3 separate regions of the Mus musculus genome follow, and regions 1 and 2 are each linked to region 3. A link is a loop called in an ENCODE intact Hi-C map of the cell type or tissue named here. Cell type or tissue: left cerebral cortex. All regions are shown on one strand.

Evidence for each region. A loop is a pair of places that touch in the nucleus more often than their neighbours do. Peaks named below come from ENCODE experiments on the same cell type or tissue, not always from the same donor. Only the 100,000 strongest peaks of a DNase experiment are listed, where the experiment ranks them.
Region 1: it touches region 3 in a loop (4-fold over the local background); 5 of 42 quality-filtered maps call a loop at or near these places.
Region 2: it touches region 3 in a loop (3-fold over the local background); 6 of 42 quality-filtered maps call a loop at or near these places.

Annotation. Positions count from the first base shown.
Region 1 is chr1:39,571,946-39,579,945 of GRCm38, reverse strand. It overlaps Rnf149 (ring finger protein 149), which reads left to right and starts at 2,599. Exons shown (of 7, transcript NM_001033135.3): 1 at 2,599-3,119. The coding sequence starts at 2,672. It overlaps LOC115485772 (a small nucleolar RNA gene), which reads left to right and starts at 6,071; the gene lies at 6,071-6,200. In left cerebral cortex, a CTCF peak has its summit at 3,148; DNase peaks (open chromatin) are centred at 2,475, 2,876, 3,239 and 3,740; H3K4me3 peaks cover 2,454 bases; H3K27ac peaks cover 1,876 bases.
Region 2 is chr1:39,558,374-39,566,373 of GRCm38, reverse strand. It overlaps Rnf149 (ring finger protein 149), which reads left to right. Exons shown (of 7, transcript NM_001033135.3): 2 at 1,042-1,292; 3 at 2,258-2,326; 4 at 5,599-5,681; 5 at 7,963-8,000. Among named protein-coding and RNA genes, the nearest start is that of Snord89, 14 kb to the right of the region's middle. In left cerebral cortex, a CTCF peak has its summit at 4,254 (motif pointing right); DNase peaks (open chromatin) are centred at 4,279 and 7,156.
Region 3 is chr1:39,647,313-39,655,312 of GRCm38, reverse strand. It overlaps Creg2 (cellular repressor of E1A-stimulated genes 2), which reads left to right and starts at 4,131. Exons shown (of 4, transcript NM_170597.4): 1 at 4,131-4,807; 2 at 7,368-7,537. The coding sequence starts at 4,373. It overlaps D930019O06Rik (a long non-coding RNA gene), which reads right to left and starts at 3,845. Exons shown (of 2, transcript XR_001778897.2): 1 at 3,044-3,845; 2 at 1-336. In left cerebral cortex, a CTCF peak has its summit at 4,333 (motif pointing right); DNase peaks (open chromatin) are centred at 4,686, 5,135, 5,941, 6,497 and 2 more places; H3K4me3 peaks cover 3,468 bases; H3K27ac peaks cover 3,122 bases.

The DNA.
Region 1 (8,000 bases), 75 kb after region 3:
ACACTCTATTCTATCTATTCTATACTATACCATCATGTGGCTGGTCCCTCAGGGGGAAGGGTTGCCTTGGCATGGGCCTGCAGAGACACCCCCTTCCCCCACACCTCACCACATACTCCCATAGAACATATCCCATCTTCTCTTTATCTTTTTATAAACACATCATTGGAGGGACTGGGATTTAGAAACTCTGCAGGTTTGCATCCCACTCCAGCTATCACATGGAGATTCACACTCACTAGCCTAGAACTTGGAAGCCCCCGTTCCCCACTGGTCAGAGTAAACTTACATCTGCATGCTCCCAACATACTGCTAGTTGAAGCTGGCACTCGAAGAGAGCAAGCAAGAAATCCTGGCCCTTATGAAGGCCCCAAACCTTATTCCGAAATCAGTATTGGTAGCATGAAATTAATGTGCATACATATTATGCACAAGTGACATGGGAAACCGAGCTTTTGTTAGCCCATGGTCAGCCAAGACAGGTTTTACAGAAGAAACAGCTGAAGGGTTAAAATTTCAAAACCAATGTAGTGTTTGCCCGAACAAGAGGCAGAAGGAAGAGGTCATTTCAGGAAGAAGGAAATAATGTGTCAGACAGCAAGAAACCACAGCGCTGTGTTCTGGGAACTAAAAGCCTTTGCATTGCTGAAGCACAGCGCCAGGGGTTCTCGGGAGTGTTCCTCAGGCTGAAACACACCATCTTGTTCTGGGTCTAAAACATGGGAAAGGCCTTAACCTGGAAATCCTATTGGCCTTTAAAACATGCTTTCCTGGGGCTGGGGCGATGGGTCAGTGGTTAAGAACCTAGGTTTGATTCTGAGCACCCATATAGTGGCTGGCAATAGTCTATAACTCCAGTTCCAGGGCTAGTCAAGGGACATAAAACATACATGGTGAATAGATATATATGCAGGCAAAACACTCACATACATAAAATAAAAATAAATACATTATTTTAGTAATGGGAGTGGGAGAAGAGGTTTAACTTTAAAGCTACTCCTAGCTGGAACTCAGGCTGTGTCTCATACCACAGATGCAATCCAAAAGATAAAAAGAACCAGGTCTAACCTAAAACATATTGGTCTGGGCCCCAACAAACTACTTCCTGTAATTATAAACTCTTGCACAAAGAAGGAAGACTAGTGAGTCAATCAGAAATCAAAGCCCTGAACTTCATTTCCAGCTCCTTAGTGGTTTGTTTGGTAGAAATAAAGAGACTGACGATGATTTCACGAATCACACAGTTTATTGCCACACAAAGGGGACTTTTGGCATTTGCTCACACTGAGTAAAGAGGGGGAAACAACATGAGCAAGCCTCACAGGGAACATGGTTCAGAAATGCGGCAGCACAACGGCATAGTGAGTGAGTTTTGAAATCATGAGTTCAGTTGCTCCATCAGAATCGAAGCAGGCCTCTGCTGAAAGTCCAGTGTAATTAAAGACTTGGTGTTCCTTTATAGAACTGGTTCTCAGGAGAAACTGGTTTGACCAATACAACAGAGATCTGTGAGGTGACCTGAGGCCCCTCAGATAAAAAGGATAATATAAGTCAGGCTTAGGGATGAGTTGAAGGTCTGTCACAGTATATGCCTGTGTGTGTATGTCTTCAGAATAGTGCCTAACAATGTATAGCTATGCATTAAGTCCATCACTTAAGTGTCCACTTCTTAGGTTTAAATACATTTTGATATTCAGTAGCTCATATATGAAGAGGTATTTTAAATGTCTTTTGATATTTGGTAACTCGGGTGTGATGTCTCCTCAGCGTTATGGAGAGATCTCCTGTGTTTATTCGGGTCTAGTCAGACTTCACATTCTTCAAAGGAAATACCTTTCAGGTTCGCTGGGGTTGATCTACCAGAGCATCTCAAATCTCAGCTCTACTCAAGATTTTACCGGAGCAGAGTTACCATACTTGCATTTAACTATGTTTAGTGTGTTCAGGATCTTTTAATGGTACACTGAAAGTATCCACCCACTGTGTTGTCGAAGGACTATCTATCAGCCACCATTTACCTCCAAACAAATCCTTTCCCCTTTTTCCCCCCTTTTGATTAATGTAGCACCTTCGTCTTCGTCCAAACAGAGGCACACATAAACTAAGGAGAAGGAAGAAAGGGCTCGAAGGCAACCATTGAGAAAAGAGCAACAAAGAATTTAATATATTACAGAGTTTGTAACAAAAGGCATCTGGACAACTTGACTTAGTGGTTTTTGTTGTTGTTTGCTTGTTTGTTTAAGTGGTTTAGGCAGCCAGGCTTTTGCCGCGTGCCTTGCACAGTCAACTCCACCCTCTGAGAAACTTTACACAACCGCAGTCCCACGCTGGCCGACCCGGAGCGCACAAACTTCCCCAGACTTGGGGACTCTGGCAGCAGGGTTGCACAACTCTCTGCAGCATCTGCAAGCTTCAGCTCGGCCGCCCACAGCCCTGCGGCACAGACCCTGGCGCCTGCGCACTCCTCACGCCCGCGGGCAGGGCCCCACCCCTTCCGTCGCCACGCCCCGGTCACGCCCCTCCAGGTGCGCGTGCGCCGCGGGTCCGCCCCCGCCGCGCTCGGCGGTCTCTCGCGAGCCGCCGCCGTCTCCTCAAAGCTGTGGGCCAGCCTGGAGTGAGTCGCCTCGTTCTGACTCGCGCTCTTCTTCCTCAGTAGCCCGGCCGGGCGGCCATGGCGGCGCGGCGGCGGCCCGCGGCCGGCGTGGGAGCCCGGGACGCACTCGCGGTGCTGGCGCTGGCCTTGTGTACTCCCGGGGTGGGCGGCGGGGCGCTCGAGTGGTACTCGGCCATGGTGAGCATCGAATACGTGGACCCGCAGTCGAACCTGACGGTGTGGAGCGTGTCGGAGAGCGGCCGCTTCGGAGAAAGCTCGCTCCGGGAGGAGAGGCAGGGCCTGGTGGGCGTCCCGCGCGCGCCCGCGCCCGCGGAGGGCTGCGCGCCCGACACGCGCTTCGTGGCGCCCGGCGCCCTCGGCAACGCGCCCTGGGTGGCGCTGGTGGCGCGAGGCGGCTGCACCTTCAAGGACAAGGTGCTGGCGGCGGCGCGGAGGAACGCCTCGGCCGTGGTGGTCTACAACCTGGAGAGCAACGGGAACGCCACCGAGCCCATGTCTCACGCGGGTGAGCAGGCCGGGCGCTGGGCCGCTGGCCGCGGCCGGGGCGAGCCTGGTGGTTCCCCGGGTGGTGTGGAGAGGGAAGTGCGTGCACACGCTGCAGGATCGGAGCTTCACCTCGGGAGGGTGAGAAAGCTGGGAAGGGCCCTCGGCCGGGGAGTAGCAAACACACCGGTGGCAGGTCCTACGGAGTTCAGTAACTCTACAGATTCCCGAACCCGGGTCGCTTCCTAAGGTCGGCTCACGGACTCCCAAAGTTGGTTGAGTGGAGAGTGTGTAGGAGTGGACGGCTGGCGCCGCCAGGCTCGCATTGTCTCTTCACCAACCTAAAGTGGCTACTCGATGTGGTTTCTTCCTCTCGATGAGGCGAATATGAGTGTTTTCAAAACCCTGGATCAAAAAACCTGGGTTTTCTTGCTGTAGTTTCTCTCTCGACGCATGTAGGGTGATCGCACTAGCTCCTGGTTTGGACAGTTTGAATTCAGATGAATTTTTTTTTTTAAACTGTTTTCATTGAAGGAAAGAAAGGCCTTGCTACCTCTGTCAGGAGGCCACCTCTAAACACGCTGTTCCAGGGGACAGACAAGGATGAGTTTGCAAAATGTCATCCTTGGGACAGAGTTCTCTCCGGGGACCCAGAATTTGATTGTGTTTCTCTTGTGCCTTCTAAGATCACATTAGCTTTAGGCATCACACGGTTGACTCATTCTGAATTTCCTGTGATTAGGGTTTTTAAGTTTCTGCTACTAGCTAAGACATCTTTCTTCCTGTACTGCATTTTTGTTCTCGTTCTGTTTTGGTGTGCATGCGACACAGAGCTTATAAAGACAGAAAAGTGACCTTGGGTTTAACCATTTTTTTTAACGCGGTTGGGAATGATGGCCATTTGATGACAAGGAAGTGAGCTACGAGTACAGATCAACTCTTTTTTTCTTGGTTGACTCCAGATTAGGAGAGAAATGGGTATAAATTGCAGAAGCATAGCAGGGTGAAGTAAGAGAAGGTAAGGAACACTTGAAATGGTGTGAAAGTAATCTGCTAGAATGGAGAAATGTCCAGAGAAGTCGGGTCTTTAAGAACTCAAGAGTTTGTTGGCTGTGGACCACGGTGGTGGGTGAGAATAGACCGATGTCCCTGCGGTGGTGTTGACTCAGGCAGTTAGTCCGCTGATTGCAAATCAGCCTAATTGTCACTGTCCACACACCATCTTTCCACAAGGCTCCTGAGAGATCCTAGCATCCCAGATATATGTTCCCAAGTTAAGTTCTGTCAGCGAAGATAGGCCGGTGTGACTCCTCGATGTTGGGTGTGTACATGTGTGGATGCACGCACATCTAATGTAGACCGTTTTCTTTTCAGTGACAAGCTCATTACCCTACAATTTTCTAACTCTACCCTTCTGCATTTTTTGATAATGACATTGACATCCTACCAAGCAGACACCTCTTGTTCTAAACATGGCTCAGCAATCTTTCTTGTTTATATTGTTGACATATAATTTATCTGGACCCAGGAAAACACCTCAATCATGTTGACTAGAATCTTCCTTTGGAGGGACACTTCCTTCCCCATTATTTGCCTTCTTTCTAGTTTTCTTAGGATAATAATAGTTGCCGTTTTTTGTTTTGTTTTATTTAAAGGGAGGATCATTACCTTTTGGAAAGTTCATGAAAGTACCCATGCAAGTGACTGAATCTTCCTGGAGTCCCTTTAAGTTAGATCCCTAAAGAAACATGCAAAAGCCTTTTAAAACTTGGTCCTTTATTACTTGGTGACCTACAGGATGTTTAGCTACATTCCTGCCTTCCCACATTCTAGAAGTTTTCCCCACACTTGTAACAATCAGAAATACCTTGAGATTTTGCCAGAACTACAGGGAGCAACAAAATTATCTAGCATTTTGAACCACTGGCCAAAGGAAAATTAATTTGGTAGCAGTGTGACTGATAAACAGGAAAAACTAGAAATAAAGTTAGACCCTTGATCTTCAGCTGTAGACACTGCAAAGATGGGGAAGTTAGCTCTCATAGAACTTAGTCCATTTGGGTACCAGGTATTGATAATCTGGCACTTGAGAAGAATTAAGATGGGAGAAGCCAGCTTTGACAGACCTTATTTAAATTTGATTGAATATCATTTTTTAGAGCCACTGAGGCTGTTTAGACTTAGATTGGTTTCCTCCGTTTAGTCAAAATGTAGCTGAAGCCTGGAAACCCCACTGATTGAGCTGTTCTTAGTGCTTCTGTGTAACACTGGATTTCTATGAAACAGGTAGAAGTGTGCTTCTAAAATTGAATACTGATAACTTTCCTATGTTGTAGGGAATAGTTTTCCAGTTCTTCTGAAACTCATTGCTTCTCTTACTGGAATCTAGCACTACATAGCTTTAAAATTTTAAGTCATTATTGAAATGGAGGATTTTAAAGAATCAGTACTTTAAGATCACACTCTCAGAACAGCAGTAAGGACTTACTTTCTAACTTTAATACCTTACATTCTAACTTTAGCAGACCCTTTGGGCCAAGCATTGTACCTGCTTGTTGGAAATACCTAAGTGTCTGCCTGTGTTGGGTTTATGGTCTGTCAGTAATGATAAACATAACTTCACAGGCCGGAAAAGTTTATACTGAACTGAACTATAGGCACAGGTGCTTAGAAAGCCTATCGAGCGGCTGGGTGTTGGTACCCAAGATAAGTTGTAGAAATTATCTTGACCAAGATAGGGGAAAGCAGATAAAGGCCAAGTCATTAAGGTCGTAGAGTTGGACTTACTGTAGTTCTTGGAGGTTAATAAGTAACATGCTCCTCCAGCTGAAGTTTTTCGCCATGACGTTTTAGGTATGACATTTTACATCCTTGAATCTTACTTACTATGTGCTAAACAATTGGCAGAAGGTTGGAGAAAGGGCTTGAATTGCATCAAGTCAAAGGGCGTTACAGAGATACAGAAGAGTATCTTAGCCAGCCCATTAATCCGCTTACCTGAATGGTCCTGCAGACATTTAGAAAAAACTGGCAATGGTAAGACCACATTACAAACCTTAAAGATTACTCAGGTCTTTTAAGGCCATTGAAAATGGCCACAATATTGATGGGAAGCATAAGACATAAATTAAAATTTCACTGTGACTAGTTCTAAGAACTAAGTTTTAGAAAAAAAGGAAAAGAAATAACCAACTTTAGAGAAGCCATATATTAAGAGATATTCATTTTGTACCGGAAATGCATATTAAATGTTCTTTGATGCATAGATAATTATTGATTATCTGTAATACCATGCTCTCAAATAATCTACAACTTCACATTTGAATTTAAAATATATCTTGGTGCCATAAGGAGCCAGAAGTGGCATCCTAACAGCCTCATAGAAGATGGGGCCAGCTAAGACAGCTCCCCAGAAAGATCTTGACGGACAGGTTCGGGATATTAGGAAGTCGTGTATATGTGTGGTAGGTGGGCTTAGGACTTGTGTGTAGCAGAGGTAGTGTTACAAAAGACTAAAAGATCTGAAATGAACTCACATGGAAAAGCTGCAAAAGAGTTCTCTCAGCAAGAGTGTTCTGTACTATTTACTCCATTTTTCGGGAGGAGGTAGAGGTAAAGTGTTTGTTGTTTTGTGTTTTTATGTTTACTTGTGATAAATAGCTCATGCTGGTCCTTAACTTTTCTCTTTGTCTCCTTATTAGTTTATTTTTGTGTGATGAGTATTTTGTCTACATGTATGTCAGTGTACCACATGCATGGCTGATGTCTGTGAAGGCTAGATGAGGACCCTTGGAACTGGGGTTATGTCCTGGGAATCATCAGGCCTTCTGCTAAAAAGCAAGTGTTCTTAACCACAGAGCCATTTCTACAAGTCTCTTTTCCCTGAAAGCCTCCAAATTTTTGACAAAACCAAATTATACAAAATATTTATAATTATATAGTGTCCCATTGTGAATTTTATCCTCCTCATCCAACCTAACCCAGCCATCCAAAACTTTCTATTTTGTGTAACAAGACACTTACTTTCCAGATTAATTTCCTCTACCCTAACTCCTCTTGCTGGGTCATTTCAGTTGTAGTCCTGGAAGACAAGCCTGTTTTTCAAATCCACTCATTTATGAAGAAACTTTCCATGGGGTCATCCCTGCTGTATGCCTTCAAAACCTGATAAATTGAACAGGAGGTACTTGTCAGTGAGGAGAGACCTATAAAGAAATTAGACAAGGTGTGTGGAAGAGGCCTGCCCGAGGCTGGGGAGACCAGTGGTTAACTGTGAGTACTGCTTTGCAGAGGCCCCCCGGGTCACGGCCCACGGCCCACCTCCATAACAGATGACTCACAGTACCTGTAATCCAGCTCCAGGAGGTCTGAGTCCTTCCTCTGGCCTCCTTGGACACATCACTTGAATGCATGTGTGTGTATTCAACACACAATTTTAAAAATTGATGACAGTGTCTACAGGTAGAGCAGGAGCCACTGTAGAGGTTAAACTGGGCTTGTGCTACACCTTGGTTTTGTTGAGGATTCTCCAGGGGAAGAGAAGTGGCTAGAATGTGGCAGTTTACTTATAAAAAAACCGTGAAAGTTTAGGAGATTCTTTTACTGGAATTTTAAGATCAATTATTGCTGCTAAATTAGTTTTCTCCACCAGAAATTTAACCTTCTACTTTAAATATTTCAGTAGTTCTTATCTTATTGTCTTCAAGACAATACTAAAGTAGACGTTAAAGCTATTGTACAAGTGTAAATCTTTACCACTGTGTTTGTCTAGTTTTTGACAAGGTAGAAAGGGGAACACAAAAATGTGAGAAGAAAACAGTTAGCATTTTATTTTTGGCATGGGAAAACTTGAAATTCTGTTACTAATTTGGCCTGGTAAAAATACTGTTCGTATCTGTTACTC
Region 2 (8,000 bases), 89 kb after region 3:
TTTTTTTAAATTTATCTGTTGATATGTTGTGGTTGCTGTATTTATAGCTAGAGTCATATCATAATAAACTGAAGATTTCTGCCTCTTTTCTCTCAGGTCTTCAAAGCAGTGTTAAGTAGTAGTGAGCACAAGCTGGGCGGGGTAGTGCACACCTTTAATCCCAGCTCTGGTGATTGGGGGGGCTGGGAGGCAGGTGGATCTCCATGAGTTCTAGGCTAGCCTGATCTACAGAGTGAGTTCCAGTATAGATTGGTCTTCATAGTAAGCCACTGACTTAGGAAAAAACTGGTAGTGATCACAGAAGAGCTCTCACAGTCCCTCTTTTTTTTTCCTGAGATCAGGTTTCTCTGTGCAGCTCTGGCTGTCCAAGAACTCACTCTATAGACATGTTTTTAATTCTGATGGACATGTTTAAAGAATTTTACATTCATATTCATAAGTGAAATTAATCCATGTGATTCTTTTGCTTTTTATTACCATGTTTGATTTTATAATCCTAGATAGACATCTTTATAGTTCTGGAGTTAAGTACTCTGCCATTGAACCCCAGCCCCCAGCTCTTGGGTTTTGATTTCTGGAACAGGGTCTCGATGTGTAGCTGGGCCGGCCATTGGGATAGGGACTCACTGTATAGCTGGGCTGGCCTTCATTGACTGTACAGTCCAGGCTTAGCTTAAAGCTGAGTCTGCTGTTTCCACCTCTGGGTTAGACTTTGACCATGTACCTGGAAGTGTCCTTTTTTTATTTTTAATAAACTATGGAACAGTTTAAATACACTAATATTTTGTGCTTCTTAAAGGTCTGATGATAGAACCATCTGTGAATCTTCACGTGTCATAGATTTAGGGAGAACAGTTCCTGGTGATTTTCTCACTTCAGTCAGACTCTGTTCTCTTTTGGAATCAGTTTTGGCAGTTAAAAAATGTTTTTCTGAAAATTATTCATTTTTATTGAAGTTTTCAAATGTGCACTTTGATGAACATACTCTTAACTTTACCTAACTTTTGTCTTCTTTATTCGTTGCTTTGTCCTTTTGTGCAGGAACAGGAAACATAGTCGTCATTATGATTAGCTACCCAAAAGGACGGGAAATTTTTGATCTGGTGCAAAAAGGAATTCCAGTAAAAATGCGGATAGAGATTGGTACTCGTCATATGCAGGAGTTCATCAGCGGTCAGTCTGTGGTGTTTGTGGCCATCGCCTTCATCACCATGATGATCATCTCATTAGCATGGCTGATATTCTATTATATACAGCGCTTCCTGTATACTGGCTCACAGTTTGGAAGTCAGGTAGTTACGGATAATTTCATTTTGATTTTTAAATGATAGCTCATAAATATAATCTATATGCTACTTGAAGTTACATTTAACCACACTAATTTCAGTTTGTTTATTGAAGTCATATGATTTTGATAAAATTTTTAATTGGGTTACTTTTTTATACATTTGGTTTCTGCAGGTACCTATACCCTCTGTCTTTATGTAGACAGAGGGAACTAGACAAAGGGCATGTGAGCATGAACACGTGTCCATTTTCTGCTTGACATAAGGCCGAGGGCTGCTTTGTGTCTGCTTTGTGTCTGACAGGCCATCAATCTGAAGGCAGGCTCTTCCTCTGTAGCAGCATAGAGAAGAGCCAGAGGCTTCCAGTGGCACACTAGGGCCTAATGCACAGTATGGTTCCTGGCCTGATAACCAGGCAGGACTCTTTCTTCTCGGGCACCATTGGTGGAGAGTGGATGGTACCTTCTTCCTGGGCATCATTACTTTTTGCCAATTTTTAAGTGTAGGACTTGTTTTCTGGAAGTTGAAAAAGTGTGGCTAAATGACAATTCATGATTAGAGTGCTAGAGTTCTTGACTTCCATTTCAATGTCACACACACACACACACAAAAGGGTATGGAATTAGAAGCATGGGTTGGGGATATGGCCCTTGGTAAGGTGCTTGCTTAGCATTTGTGAGGCCCTTAATCTCACTATTGCATATTAGCAAGTAAGTAAATAAATATATTCTTAGCTGGGCATGGTAGCTCAGGCCTGTAATCCTGGGTAGCTTCAAGCTCAAGGCCAATCAGGGCTTTAAAGTGAAGCATCATATCTTAATAATGGTAATGATAATAATAAAATAGCTTATATGTTTATATGGCTCTTTTATATATTAAAAGTTAATGTTTTTTTCTGAGCTATTTTCATAAACTGTAGTGTGTGGGTTACTTTAAACAGACTATTTAATAATACTTTTTTCCTCCCCAAGAATCATAGGAAGGAGACTAAGAAGGTTATTGGCCAGCTCCCTCTACACACTGTGAAGCATGGCGAGAAGGTAATGCTTTCCTGTGCACTATCTGTCTCACACTGGGGGATGTTTGTGTTGGAGGAGGATTTCCTTCTCAGGCTGCTGTTCGGCAGTAACGAGTCTGATGCTTCGTTAGGTCTTCATGTGTGTGTCTCAGGTCGAAAGGAGAGTTGACAGGAGTATAATGAGTGAAGGACCATCGTGGCAGCCCTTAGTTACATGTAAATGAGTTACAGTCACAGAACAGTGTATCTCAGTGGTAGAGCTCGGCTTAGCTTAGCATGCATGGACTCCTAGATAGCTCCAGCACCCCCTTCCCAAAAAGGTTAAATGAGTTAAGTTTGATTTAAATGATAGCTCCTACATTCTGTGTGCTTACTAATGACAGTGTGCCAATATTCCCAACTTTGAAAGTCCCTGTAGGCCCATAAAGACTGTAAAGATGCTGGGCTTTTTTTAAAAAGTGTGCACCTGAGTCCTGTGAACATTTTGTTGAACCTGAATCTGTGTGTGCATTCTCTCCAAGCCCCTCAGTTCCTGCAAGGACGTACTGAACATTTCTAGAGGAGAGAAAGGAGATTTTTAAAACTACATGTTTAAAAAGGAGCCATTTTGACCCTCTCAGTCAGAGACTACAAGCAGTTAAGGAGCAGTGCAGAGCCTGGCTGCTCGGATACCTGTAGCGGGAAGCTTTGCCAGCATTGTTGTCGTAGCGGGCGTCGCCTGCAGTGCTGTGCTGACTCAAGTGCTCCCATACTGCTCAGTGCTCTCAGGAAGCTTGAGTCTCACCTTCCAGTCTGCACTTCTCTTCCTCTGTCCACATAAAGGACTTTCTTTAAAAGACATTACACTTTAGGCCTTTTGGGTTTAAAAAAAAAAAGAAATCTGTTATTAATGTCTTCTGTGATATATTTAGGATTAACATATGCTTTGGGTTATTCCTTCCCCAATAACTTTTGTTGTTGTTGTTTTCGGGACAGGATTTATCTGTATATCCTGGCTGTCCTAGAACTCAATCTGTAGACCATGCTGGCCTGGATCTCATACAGATCCGCCTGCCTCTGCCTCCCAGGTGCTGGGAGTAAAGATGTGCGTACGCCACCACACCCAGCCCCCAGTAACTTTTACACTGTAACATAATGGAATTTTAATAGTTGATGCAAGGTACTGATTTCTTACTCTGCAAATCACCAAGTAAGTTTCCAGTTAATAACTAGTCGTGCAGAGTATGTGTAGAATTTTTCATAAGAATTAATAGAAAATGTCCTTCTAGTAATTTATAAATTAGATGCTGGTCTTAGGCTGTGAGAACCGATTTCTAAAAATGTATTTGTTCTTCAGTTCATTTGCAGGAAGGAATCAGTACCCATTAAAACTGCTGCACTTGCTCCTCCTGTTTTCTCCTCTCCTTAGGAGGGAGTATCATCCCTTACGTGTGAGGAGACAGACTCATGTGTAACTCACTGAGCCAAGCTCTTGGGAATATAAGTAAATTGATACTATTCTCTTCCTATATCCAACATTTGTTCAATATTTCCTATACAAAACATTTGTATGATACCAGGAACTTGTTTTAAAACTGTCAAAAGAATGTTTAACATTTAATAATGTTTAACGTGTGTCTGTGACATACACGTCTGGGTTGGGAGTGTTTTTACACTGTGAACTAACACAGGAACATGATTGTGTGCAGTCAGCATCTTACCCAGTCCTGAAGACAAGTGATTATTTATTTTAATTTTTTGTGGATTTATTTATAATGTATAAGTTTGTAAATTATTAAGAAATTTTAAAAAGGCTTCCTGTATAATATATGATATATAAGTGAAAGTATTTTGTCACAACATATATTATTTTCAAAAAAGATATATTTTATGTATGCAAGTCTACTATCACTCTCTTTAGACACACCAGAAGAAGGCATCAGATCCCATTACAGATAATTGTGAGCCACCGTGTGGAATTGCTAGGAATTGTACTTAGGACCTCTGGAAAAGCAGTCAGTGCTCTTAACTTCTGAGCCATCTCTCCAGTCCACATCATATAACTTAAGGGGCTGGAGAGATGGTTCAGTGGTCAGGAGTGCTAATTGCTCTTGCAGAGGACCTGCCTCTGCTCTGCCTCTCCTCTGAGGAGCTCCTGCTTCTGGCCTGTAAGGCCTCTCCATGCGCATGGGGTACATATACAAAAATAACTACATGTTTTTATAAAATACCACAACAGAGAGTTTCAAATGCTCTTATAAGTTAATTTTAATAGTCTCTGGTAATGGTATTATATACATACAAAAATCTGGTTTTTACTGCTTCCTCATTAATTGCTGTAGGTGGCTAAGGATATATTTAAATAATAACTCAATGGTAGTGGGGCTGTGTTTCGTAATGTGAAGTTACCAAACATGGCAGCCTCAGGAGCGCATGCTGCATGAGGTTCTGAATCCCTGTCTCAGAGCCTCAGCTGTCCTGGCTCCACTGATGTGTCCTAACTCATAGAAAGCCTAGGACCTGTAGACTCTGAGGTGTAGAAGTAGTGTCAATTCTCCCACCCTACTGCTAATATGGCTGCTTCTATACGTTTGTTCATGTTTTAGGCAAAGGTGTTAGCTCATTCTAATTTGGGGCTGGGGGTTAACAATAATGAAGTAAAATCTCAGATGTGTAGTCGTTGTACTTTCTCTAAGTTATAACTGTTCTTTCAGAGATACAAATTTCTTTTTAAATAACTCCAGAAGCCAAATGGCTTATTTGAATATTCATTCCCTTTATGCTTTATATTTGAAAAAAATTTTTTTTCATCATAGCTGGTGTGGCTGGAATGTAGTTAGCTTCCTAGAGTGTTAGCTAGCATTGAAAACGTCCTGAATCCATTGTCCAGCCCTATCTATAAAACTGGGCCTGGTGATTCCTGAGTACAGTCCAGATGTTTGGAAGATGGAGGCAGGAACATGAGAAAATCAAGGTCACCGCTGGCTACACAGCGAGCCTGAGGTCAGCCTGGGAATAAGACCTCTAAAAACAGTGATTTGCTTGTCTGTAGCCATTAGTCATCTAATACTTCTTCAGACACTTAGTATTCAAAACGCTGTTAGTGCCTGGGCTAGGCAGACAGTGGTTTTCTTTCCACCTTTCATTCAGTTTCTTTAAAAAACTGCTAGCGGGAAGAAGGAAATATGTTTTAGGTTCCGGTTGTTCCAGCATAGAGTAGTAGGATCCATTGCTTTGGTCGGTTTCATTGTTTTCTAACTTATTGTTGCTGTATGTGCAGTGTGTGTACATGTGACTCTCCCTCTCTCTCTGCAGGGAATTGATGTCGATGCTGAGAATTGTGCAGTGTGTATTGAAAACTTTAAAGTCAAAGATGTTATCAGAATCCTGCCATGCAAGTATGAATACTTTTTTCCTACTAAGATACTGAAAATTACTTAACAAGTCTCACTGTTCTGACAAAGGGTTCCATGTTCTCTGACAGGAAGTCATTATGATCTTGGATTACCTCATCTTTCCTATTGTCTTCAGAGACCTGTAGGTGACCACTAAGAGCTGCTGTGCGTCTTTGTCTTGCATTGGCTTTTAGTCTTACCAAGGCTCGCTTAGACTCCTTCACACACCCAGTAATGCAGAGCACATGCTAACTAGAAAGGAGCAAGAACGTAGGACTGAGAGCCTTCAAGTGGCCCAGAAGCAGGGTCAGACCCACAGAAGTTTGCCTTTACTTATTTGCTGAGTGTGGGTTCCTTTCGAAGCTGTAGGAAATGAGTACCCTCCCTTTGCTGAGGTTTCAGTAGCACAGATGCACTTAAAACTGGGAAGTAGCCATTTTATTTTTAATAATCTGTTATTTTAACTGACTTAAAACATTTTGTTTAAAAAAGTTGCTGATTAGCCAGGAGGTGGTACACTCAGACCAATACTTGGGAGACAGAGGCAGGGGAATCTCTGAATTTGAGGCTAACCTGATCTACTGAGTGAGTTCCAGGACAGCCAGAGTTACACAGAGAAACCCTGTCTCAAAAACATACCTCCATAAAAGAACTGCTGATTAGCAAAAGGGCTTGTTTTATGTATAGAACTTAGATGTTTTTCTTTAAAAAAAAAAGTCTAATAAATGTCAATTATACTTTACATATTTTAGAATCAAGTTGCAGAGTACTGTATTAGCTTCTTTTTTTAATATTTTACTATGTATATGGTACTTTTTAGTAGATTGAATTCTTGATACCTCTGATGAGGAAATAAAATGAGTACCACAATAATAACAGTTCCCCGAGGCACGCCTGGCTAAATTCTGTCAGTGTGTATAAACGATCAGCACGAGGGCATTTAGTGAACTGAGGTCAGTATAGGTTGATCATGTTCTGCACACGAGCATTGGAAGAGTTTTAGGCTGGTTTTAGAACAGGTTTCAGAGTGATGCTCAAGAGTGCACAGAAGAGAGGGGGGGTGCTGACAGCTGCACTGAGCTCATGCTGGACCTGTGCAGATGTGTTAGCTGTGCACATTACTTGCTCTCCTCATTGGGGTTGTTATTTTGTCCACTTTTCTCCTAAGCAACATGTTAAAACATCCCCAACAAAACTGAAGTTTCTTCCTTGTTTTTGGACAATTTCTTCTCGGTCAGTGAGTTTTAATTTGTGGTTGAATGACAAACTGAACTAGAGTGTTTCACAATTAAGAACTACTATTTTTTTTTTTAAGAATTACTATTTTTAATGGTACTGGCAGATTTTTGTTTAAAGAAAACCTTCAGCAGAGTAATTATAATGAGTAGTATATGTAGACACTGAACAGCTGATGGTGTAGGTGTAGAGAGTAGGAGACATACAGCTCCTTGTGGTCATGCTGTCTAGTCACACAGCTGGGGTTTGAGCTCTGTCTGTCTGGTTTCAAAACCTGTAGTTCACACATGTAAGAGGGGCAGGAAACCAAGATAAACCAACAAGGAAAGAAAGTGTGTGCGTGCGCCTTTCTGGTAGCACAGATGTTTATTCAAGAGTAGGCTTATAAAATGTGTAAATGGAAATAACCATTTTTTCTGCCACTCAGATGATTAATATATATTTCCACTTGAGTCACTTTATAGACTTGAAGAAGATATTATCAACTTGGGATTAGTTTATTACTGGTACCTTATTTGTGGGCTTTGTTAGCCTAAATGGTTTAGAATAAGTATTCTACTGAAGCACATGAAAATGATTGGGCATTGTAGCGCTTAACAGAATCCCAGCACTTGGGAAGCATAGGTACAAGGAGTCTGAGTTCAAGGCAATCCTGGACCACATAGCACATTCGAGGCCAATTGGGTAACATAGCAAGACCCTAATCTCAAAACCATAGACTAACGCTCATACACACACATGCGCGCACACACGCGCGCGCGCACACACACACACACACACACACACACGATTTAGTATGTGGTGGAAATAGATCTACCATATTTTTGTTTAATGAAGAGCTTTCACTTTAAAAGAAAAAAAAAAGCATCACTAAGTCCAAATCTTAAGTGGGAAATAGACTGGAAAATAACTTAGACAAGTAGGTGGACTTCATGTTAATGTGTGGTTGGCTCACTTTATACAGGGTGTGTTGGTAAAATGCGTTATTTCCTTTATAAGATATGCAAACATTTATTTTAAGACATTAATACATACTTAATTTTTTTAGGCATATTTTTCATAGAATATGCATTGACCCATGGCTTT
Region 3 (8,000 bases):
CTGGCTGACTAAACTGTGAGGAGCCGCCCTCACATTCACCATTACAAGATGGCGCTGACATCCTGTGTTCTAGGTAGTAAACAAATAATCTGCGCATGTGCCGGGGTAGTTTTCCACTCCATGTGCTCTGCCTTCCCCTTGACGACAACTCGGCCGATGGGCTGCAGCCAATCAGGGAGCGACACGTCCGAGGCTGAGGACAATTCTCCATAAAAGGGACGGGGTTTCGACATTCGCTCTCTTCCTCCTGAAGAAGTAAGCAATAAAGCCTTTTGCCGCAGAAGATTCCGGTTGTCCTGAGTGTGTTCTTGCCGGCGGGGACAAAAGCTCGGGATACTAAACAAATATAAAAACATAGTCTTAGTGGTCAAAATGATTAAGCCTACAGCTGCCAAAATAATATTAGCTGTTCTCAGAGAAATTACCATAACAAGATTAGCAATCCCCCACCCTGCCCTACACTGAATTCTGAGGAAAAAAAAAAAAAACCTAAAAACACAAACCATCCTGACCTTGCTAGGATTCCCCTGACGTTAACAGCTATAACTTAATAGCTGACCCATAAGTTCAAAATGTACTACTGCTTTGCTGACCAAATCATAATAACCCATCATGGGGGCAAGCAAAGTGAGCCACTAGGCCAAAGGTAGTCACTATGCAAACAAACCAATGCCTGGAAAGGTTACTTTCTACACCAATTAGAATAAGCCAGCTACCCTGATACCCAAATCTGCCCCTTACAAAGGTATAAAAAGTGTCTTTCTTTGTTCTGGGTCTCTCCTCTGGCCTGCATGCTGAGAGGGGGATCCTCAACATGTTGGATCAATAAAAATCCTCATGAGGTTTGCAGCAATGGCAATTTCTGTGGTCTTTGTGAGTGAGGATCTTTTAACAAACTCCAACAATACCACACATGAATCAGCAGCTGTGGTTCAACCCAAAAGAAACCTCTAGGCTCACCAATCAGCCTGAGTCCACAAAAGCAGCAAGAAGCCACAGGAACCTCACAAGAAGTTCTTTGGCGAGTTTCTCTCTATGAAGCCACCACAAGTTGAACTCAGCAATGCAATGTAAGGTGAACCAATACATGTGTATTGCCAGTAAAGACTAGAGAGGCAGAGCAAAGTGAACCAATACTAGAGCTCCCACTGACTGTAGGGTCATTTGTATATTCCTTCTAAGCAGTACACATCCTTTTACGTGTTTGCTATAGCAAAAAATCCTTTCACCTGTGTCTCCTTCAGCAAAACATTCTTTCTTGGGTCTGTTTTAGCAAAACATTCTTTCACCTATTTGCCCAGCAAAGCATCATTATAACCTAACTGAGTCTCAAAAAAACAAACAAACAAACAAACAAACAAACAAACAAACAGAATTTTCACTTTAACACCTCCACCATATATCTAGACCCCTGAGTTAATGATAGCATACCTCATAATAGCCACCAAGTGGAAACAGCTGAAATGTTCACTGATAGACAAATGATAGAAATCAGCACACAAATAATGTGGAATATTATTCTTAAAAGAAGAAAACCCTGTCAGATGCCACAACATGGGTGAACCTTGAAAGAAGGAAATTAGCCAGTCCTCTGCAGGATTGAATTTGTCTGAGGCATGAAAATGGTCAAATTCATCAAAACAGAAGGCAATGTGATGCCTGTCAGAGGCTGAGCTAAGGAAACAGGAAGCTGATGTTTGGAGGATGGCAGGACACCAATGTTCTACAGATGCATGCGCAGCAAGGTGCATAGTATTGAGCTGACCTCTTACCCATGGTGAAGAGGAGAGCTTTGATGCTGTGCCTCTCACCGTGGTGGGGTGAGGAGCCAACATCCTTAAACAGAAAACAACCTGTTCCAGTGATGTGGCCTTAATTGTCAATCTGACTGGATGCAGAATCATCTAGAAGATGGCGAGGCACAGCTCTGCGTGTGTCTGAGGGAATAAATGGGGGAAAGGGTAACACTAGAATTCCCCTCTCTCTGCTTCCTGATGTGCCACGACATGAACCTCTCTGTGCCTTGTGCCCTTCCTGCCATGATGGGCCAAATCCTACTAATTCTGGAGCCAAAATAAACCTTTCCTCCTTTCATTGCTGTGTTGGGTAATTTGGTCATAGTGAAGAAAAGGCAGCTAATACAACTGGTGATCAAGTTAAAGCAAATAAGTCAATGAGTACCTATCATTGCCCTTCTCCCAGACATGGGTAAGAGCCAATAACGTCTCTTAATCTGACAATAATCTAAATAGATAAGAATGAAGAAAATAGGAGCTCTTACACTCTGATAGTATAATTGGCGTTTAAGCCAGTTTGACATCCCATAACAACTTTTTACACAGAATTAACTAGCAAAGTTAAATACACTCAAGTCCACGTCTTGACCTCTAACAGGTCCACGGGAGTGACGTGTGAATCTGTACAAATATACCCTCTCTAGCTTTTACAATACAACATCTCGATACCCATAGAAATAAAAGAGATCTGTGGGACTCCTCTGAGGTTCTACAGCTGAACTCATTCCAGCAGAGGAGGCACATGCCTCTGCCATAGCTGGCCAACTCAGGCATGAGGAAAGAGAAGGTGGATTGATCCTGCCGTGAGAGCCACAGAGGAACTGAGATTACCATCTGCAGGTCCTCTCCCCACACTGACATATCAGTTCAATCCCTTTTCCTTTCCTGAGGTTGAAACATTCATCGTCTTTTTCCTCTGAGGATAAGCTCTCCCCTGAAACTAGAGATGTCAGGCTTGACACCCAAACCCCGGTGGGGGAGATGTAACCGTCCCCATTTTGTAGAGGCAACAGTGACATGCCACTATCCCACAATCAGAACATGATAGGACAAGATCTGGATTATTTTTAATTTGTATTTCAGGGAGGAGGAGTTGTTGGTTTTTATGGTGGATCTTGAGGTGGTGTCTCATGTAGTCTAGGCTGGTCTCAAATTTGCTTACCTAGCTAAGTCTGACCTTGAACTCCTGAATCTCCTGCCTCCACCTGTCGAGTGCTAGGATAGATAACAGGTGTGTGCCATCATACCTGGCTGCAGTGTGTAGTATTTCCATGACTCCCCATTGTGCCTCTCAAGACCATGGAACACATCTTTCCCCTAAACAGGGGATAAGAGGGTCTGTGAAGCTGGGGAGAGAGCAGCAGCCGATAACAGCAGAAGCCATGAGAGTAAACAAGATGTCTTGGGGAGAAACTGAAGACACCATCAATGTTTCAAAGCAGACGGAGAGCAGAGAAGGGGTTGTGGGGTGGGGGGTGGGGAGGGGAGAGAGAGAGAAAGAGCAGCCAGGGGCATCCAGGGAGAGACAAGAAGTTCCCATGCAAAGAGAAAGAGACCAGCTGTGTTCACAGCTGACATCCAGGCATCCAGGAAGAGTCACAGGAGTTTCACAGCAGGGCACAGTGAAGACATGTAGGAAAAACTCAAATCCCATTTCAAGATACTTTCTTATAGAACCAGTTAGTGCAGGACTCTTGCATTTTAGGAATATAAGCGATAGAAAATATTCCATGGTGGGACAAAGACTGGATATCATAAGAACAGGTAAGAAATTATAATTACTTTGAAGTTATTTTGATATCTATTAAACTTCTTACTGGAACAAGATGGTTTTTAAAATACGCTATTAAGCCGGGCAGAGGTGGCACACGCCTTTAATCCCAGCATTTGGGAGGCAGAGGCAGGCAGATTTCTGAGTTCGAGGCTAGCCTGGTCTACAGAGTGAGTTCCAGGACAGCCAGGGATATACAGAGAAACCCCGTCTCGAAAAAAAACAAAAACAAAAACAAAAAAACAAAAAAAAAAAACAAAAAACAAAAAACAAAACAAAACACCCAACAACAATAAAGTTCTATTAGTCTGTGTCGCTAACCGCAGGACACTGCTGACTGGGTGAGTGATGGAAGATGTGGGTGTATTGTGGTTCCCGGTTCTGCGGAGGTGATGGGGTGCAATAACTGAGCCTGGTGATGCCCTTCTTGTTGGCTCAGAGAAGTTAATCAGCTTGGTAGAGTCGCACAGCTGACGAGCGGAGGAGTGCATTGAGCCTGAGCTGTGAACGCCCACCCTCTGGCTGCAAAACGCTTGCCATCCTGCGGAAAACCAAGACACGCGTGGACTCTGCGCCCAGCAGCGGCGGTGGACGCAGGGGACTCTGGTCGTGCAGCAGACTTCGCTTCTTACGGGAGTGTAAGGCAATAGGGAACCCCGGCCCCCGGACTGATTGGAGACCCTCAACCCGGGAATCCTATCACGAGGAGAAGGGTTCCGACGCACGCTCCGCCGCAGGGGGGCGCCCCTGGCTGGCCGCTGCTTGGTCAGTGGTCCCCGCCACAGGGCGCGTCGCCTCCAAGAAGATGTCGCTGTCCGGCAGGGAGCGTCCTGCTTGGCCAGGGAGTCGCCTGTCCTGGTTGCTATGCTGCAGCGCCCTGTTGTCCCCAGCCGCCGGCTACGTGATCGTGAGCTCCGTGTCCTGGGCTGTCACCAACGAGGTAGATGAGGAGCTGGACAGTGCATCCACTGAGGAGGCGCTGCCCGCGCTGCTGGAGGACTCGAGTAGCATCTGGCAGCAGAGCTTTCCGGCCTCGGCGCACAAGGAGGACACGCACCTGCGACCTCGGGGCTCCGCCCGCGCCAGGCCCGCACCGGCCGCGCGTGGCATGTTCTCCTACCGGCGGGAGAGCGGCTCATCTGAGGCATCCCCTGGCCCCAGGGTGCATGCCGGCACCGCCCGCTCCCTAGCCCACGCTAGCTCCTGGGGCTGTCTGGCCACTGTGTCCACCCACGAAAAGGTAAGCCAGAGGTCGGGACGCGGGGGCGGTGCGCGTCTCCCTTCCAGGACGCAGGGCGACTCCGGTTTCACAGGTTCATAGGCTGTGAATGCCCTGTGAATAACGGAACCAGCGTGTGCATGGGTCGGTCCATCTGGCCAAGTGCATGTGAGTGGGGAGGAAGGAGAAGCTGGGAAACAGTCTCGTGGTTAGTGATTGAATCCCTGTGTACTAAAATGGCCAAAGAGATGATCAGATAAACAGTGACAAGCTGGAAACCTGGAACGTAGGCAGGATCGCTTTTGGAATCACAGATGAGGCGCATCCAGCTCCCAGCTCCCTGCAGGCTCCGACAGTCCTGCAGACAGACTCTGGCACCGCCTCCCACACCAAGTGGGTGTGGAAGAGGAACGCCATCCACACTCCGGTAGACATTTACACTTTAAAAAAAAATGGAACTCAGGTTTTTTAGAAAGAGGGCTTAAGCAAAAGGTAACAGCTGGAGGAGCTGTTTCAGCTGCAGTTCGTCTCTTTCGATCCACAAAACTGTATTCACATTTTATCCTGCTTCCTTCCACCCAGAATGGCATGGAGAGGGGCCGAGGCTCTGTATTCCCTAAGAATAGCCTCCAGAAAGCTTCTAGTCCTGTCTGGTAAACAGAGCTGTGGGCCCAGCCCCTGTTGAATCTGTGCAGGGAAGGGCTTTGTTATGTATCCCGCGGTGTGGGAGTCTGGTTCTTGCCACAGCTCTGGGTCTCACTAACCCCAGCTTGGCCAAAACATCTACAAAACTAAGAAATTCGGTGGGCAGAGCTTGAAAGTTCTTTCTTCTTCTTCTTCAAAAATTATCTAATGACAACTTTATCCTAATAATGGCAATGATCTTGTTCTCTTTCTACATCTGAGTCTAAGCCAGTTCTGTATTCCCAGGGTTCAAAGACTTTTTACACGTTTAACATATACCTTAGAGAATACAGACTTTAAGTATGAAGCTAATCTCTAGGTTTACAACAAATCAGTTCAGACAATTAGAAATCTACTGCCTGACGCTAGGGAAGAGGCTCGGCTGTAGAATGATTGAGAGTCTGTGTTATTCAACCTCCAGAACCCGAGTTCTTTTGTTTGCTTGTTTGTTTTCTTTTATAAAGCGCCAAGCAGGGTGGTGTTAATTTATGGTCACAGTGCTGAGTCTGCTGAAACAGGTGGATCTTTAGGGTTTGCTGGCAAGCTAACCTAGCCTACTTCGGGAGTCCCAGGCCAGTGACAGACTCTTTCTTTAAAAAAAAAAAAAACCAAACAACAGTCCTGGACCATGAGGAAAGACATGGGGAGGCCAGGAGGTGGACCTCTGACCGCCATGAATACACACTATGCAGAAGTACCACACACTTAGGCACACACAAAACGAAGAAGCCGGGTGCCAGTCAGCCTGGGTGGCCCATGCTAACACAGCTAAGGCAGGAGAATTGTGAGTTCAGAGCCAACTCTAGATACATGTCCCGGCCCTGCCTCACAGAAACATGTACAAGAGAAACCATCCACTTTCCTTGCGGGTCGTTGTGTTGAAGCTGCTTTGACCTCCAACAGCTCTTTTGTTGGCTTCTTTAGGCTCTTCCAGTGTTGACTTTGAATCCAAACAGTAAATTCAGAGAACATTTGCATGAACCGCTGAGCGGTTCATGATAGCCTGGAAATAGAATCTGTGGGTGATGTCATACTACCGTTTGGAGAACTCGTTAATGTTTCATTTTTCTAAATTACTAAAGCCCTTCCTTTCAGAATCTTGCCCACCACATCAGGTGCTTGGAACACAATGGCGGCTTCACTAACAGGAGGGTTCTTTGTAAGGGGCAAAGCAGGGATGGCAGAGTTTGGGGAAAGCTAAGACCTAAACACTTTAATTTAATGTCACATAAGCATCCACTAGGTGAGCACAAGCAAAGATCAGTATATCATGCTGCTGTGGCTTCCATTTATGCTAGAATGGTATCTAACATAACACTTTCCCATAACTTGTTCAGTTATATAAAGAAAAGTTATTGATCATAATATAACATACAACTGATGAAGAAATAGATGAAGAAATGTTGTTGCCCCATCTGAAGCAATTTAAAATATTCTTGTCATTCCAAAGACCAAGCAGTTTGTTAAAATTAATTAAGTTCTATCCCCCAAAGTTTAATAAAGAATGCAGGGGATGAGGAACACAGTGGTTATGTAAGAGGAGTTTGTGGGAAAGGCCCAGCACTGTCTTCTTCTCCAAGAGCCTAGTAGTCCTCTCCCTTCAATAAAACGGCTACATTCACTGTGTGAAGTCAGCGTCTAGAATAACCCTTCAGCTTCCAGACAGAATACACTTCCCCGCGCAGCCCCACCCCCAGGGAAATTCTGAAAGCATCACTGGTTTGAGTTGCTTAGATTGGGACCACAGAGCCCAAATATTCTCCCTGTGAAATCCGCCGAGGCATGCAAGTGGTCCAAGCACGGTCCCAGCGGGAAACACCAAGTTTGGTCCCAGCTTGTTACTCGTAGCTCTGCCACCACAAACCCTTGTTGTCTTTGTTATTGTTGTATTTGTTAGATCCAAGGACTGCCCTTTGGGAGCTGCCTGGCCATCAGTGATGGCCCCGTCCACAACAGCACAGGGATCCCTTTCTTCTACATGACAGCCAAGGACCCTGCGGTGGCTGACCTGGTGAAGAATCCCACAGCCTCGCTGGTGCTGCCGGAGTCTGAGGGGGAGTTTTGCAGGTAAAGGAGGGAGGGTTTGTTTCTAGGGGTTTGGGCAGAGGTAGAAGGTGGGCTGTATGGCCACTGTCATAGGACCTTAGATGTACATTGACATCCTTCTGAGAGAGTTGCACTGTAGACCAAGCTATCTCACATGTATTCATCTGAAAACGTGAGGGTGCATGGGTTTTGACTTTCACTGGGGTGATACATCCAGTGAGCCTGTTATAAAGAGAAACTGTTGTCTGTTGGAATGTGTAGGCTACACTTAGCCTAGCAGACCTCTCTGCTCAGCCTGGCCTGCCTTAGCTTCCATCAGAGTGCCAGCATTGACTTCAGGTGAACAAAAAGCTTATTTACTAGTAAGAGTTCGATGGTGGAATTTGTTGAATCCTGAACTCAAAGGGGAAACACAGAGGACTTTTCTGTACTCACAGTCTAGAAAAGGAGCACATTCCCTAGTGCACGGTTTGTTGAGCGTGGA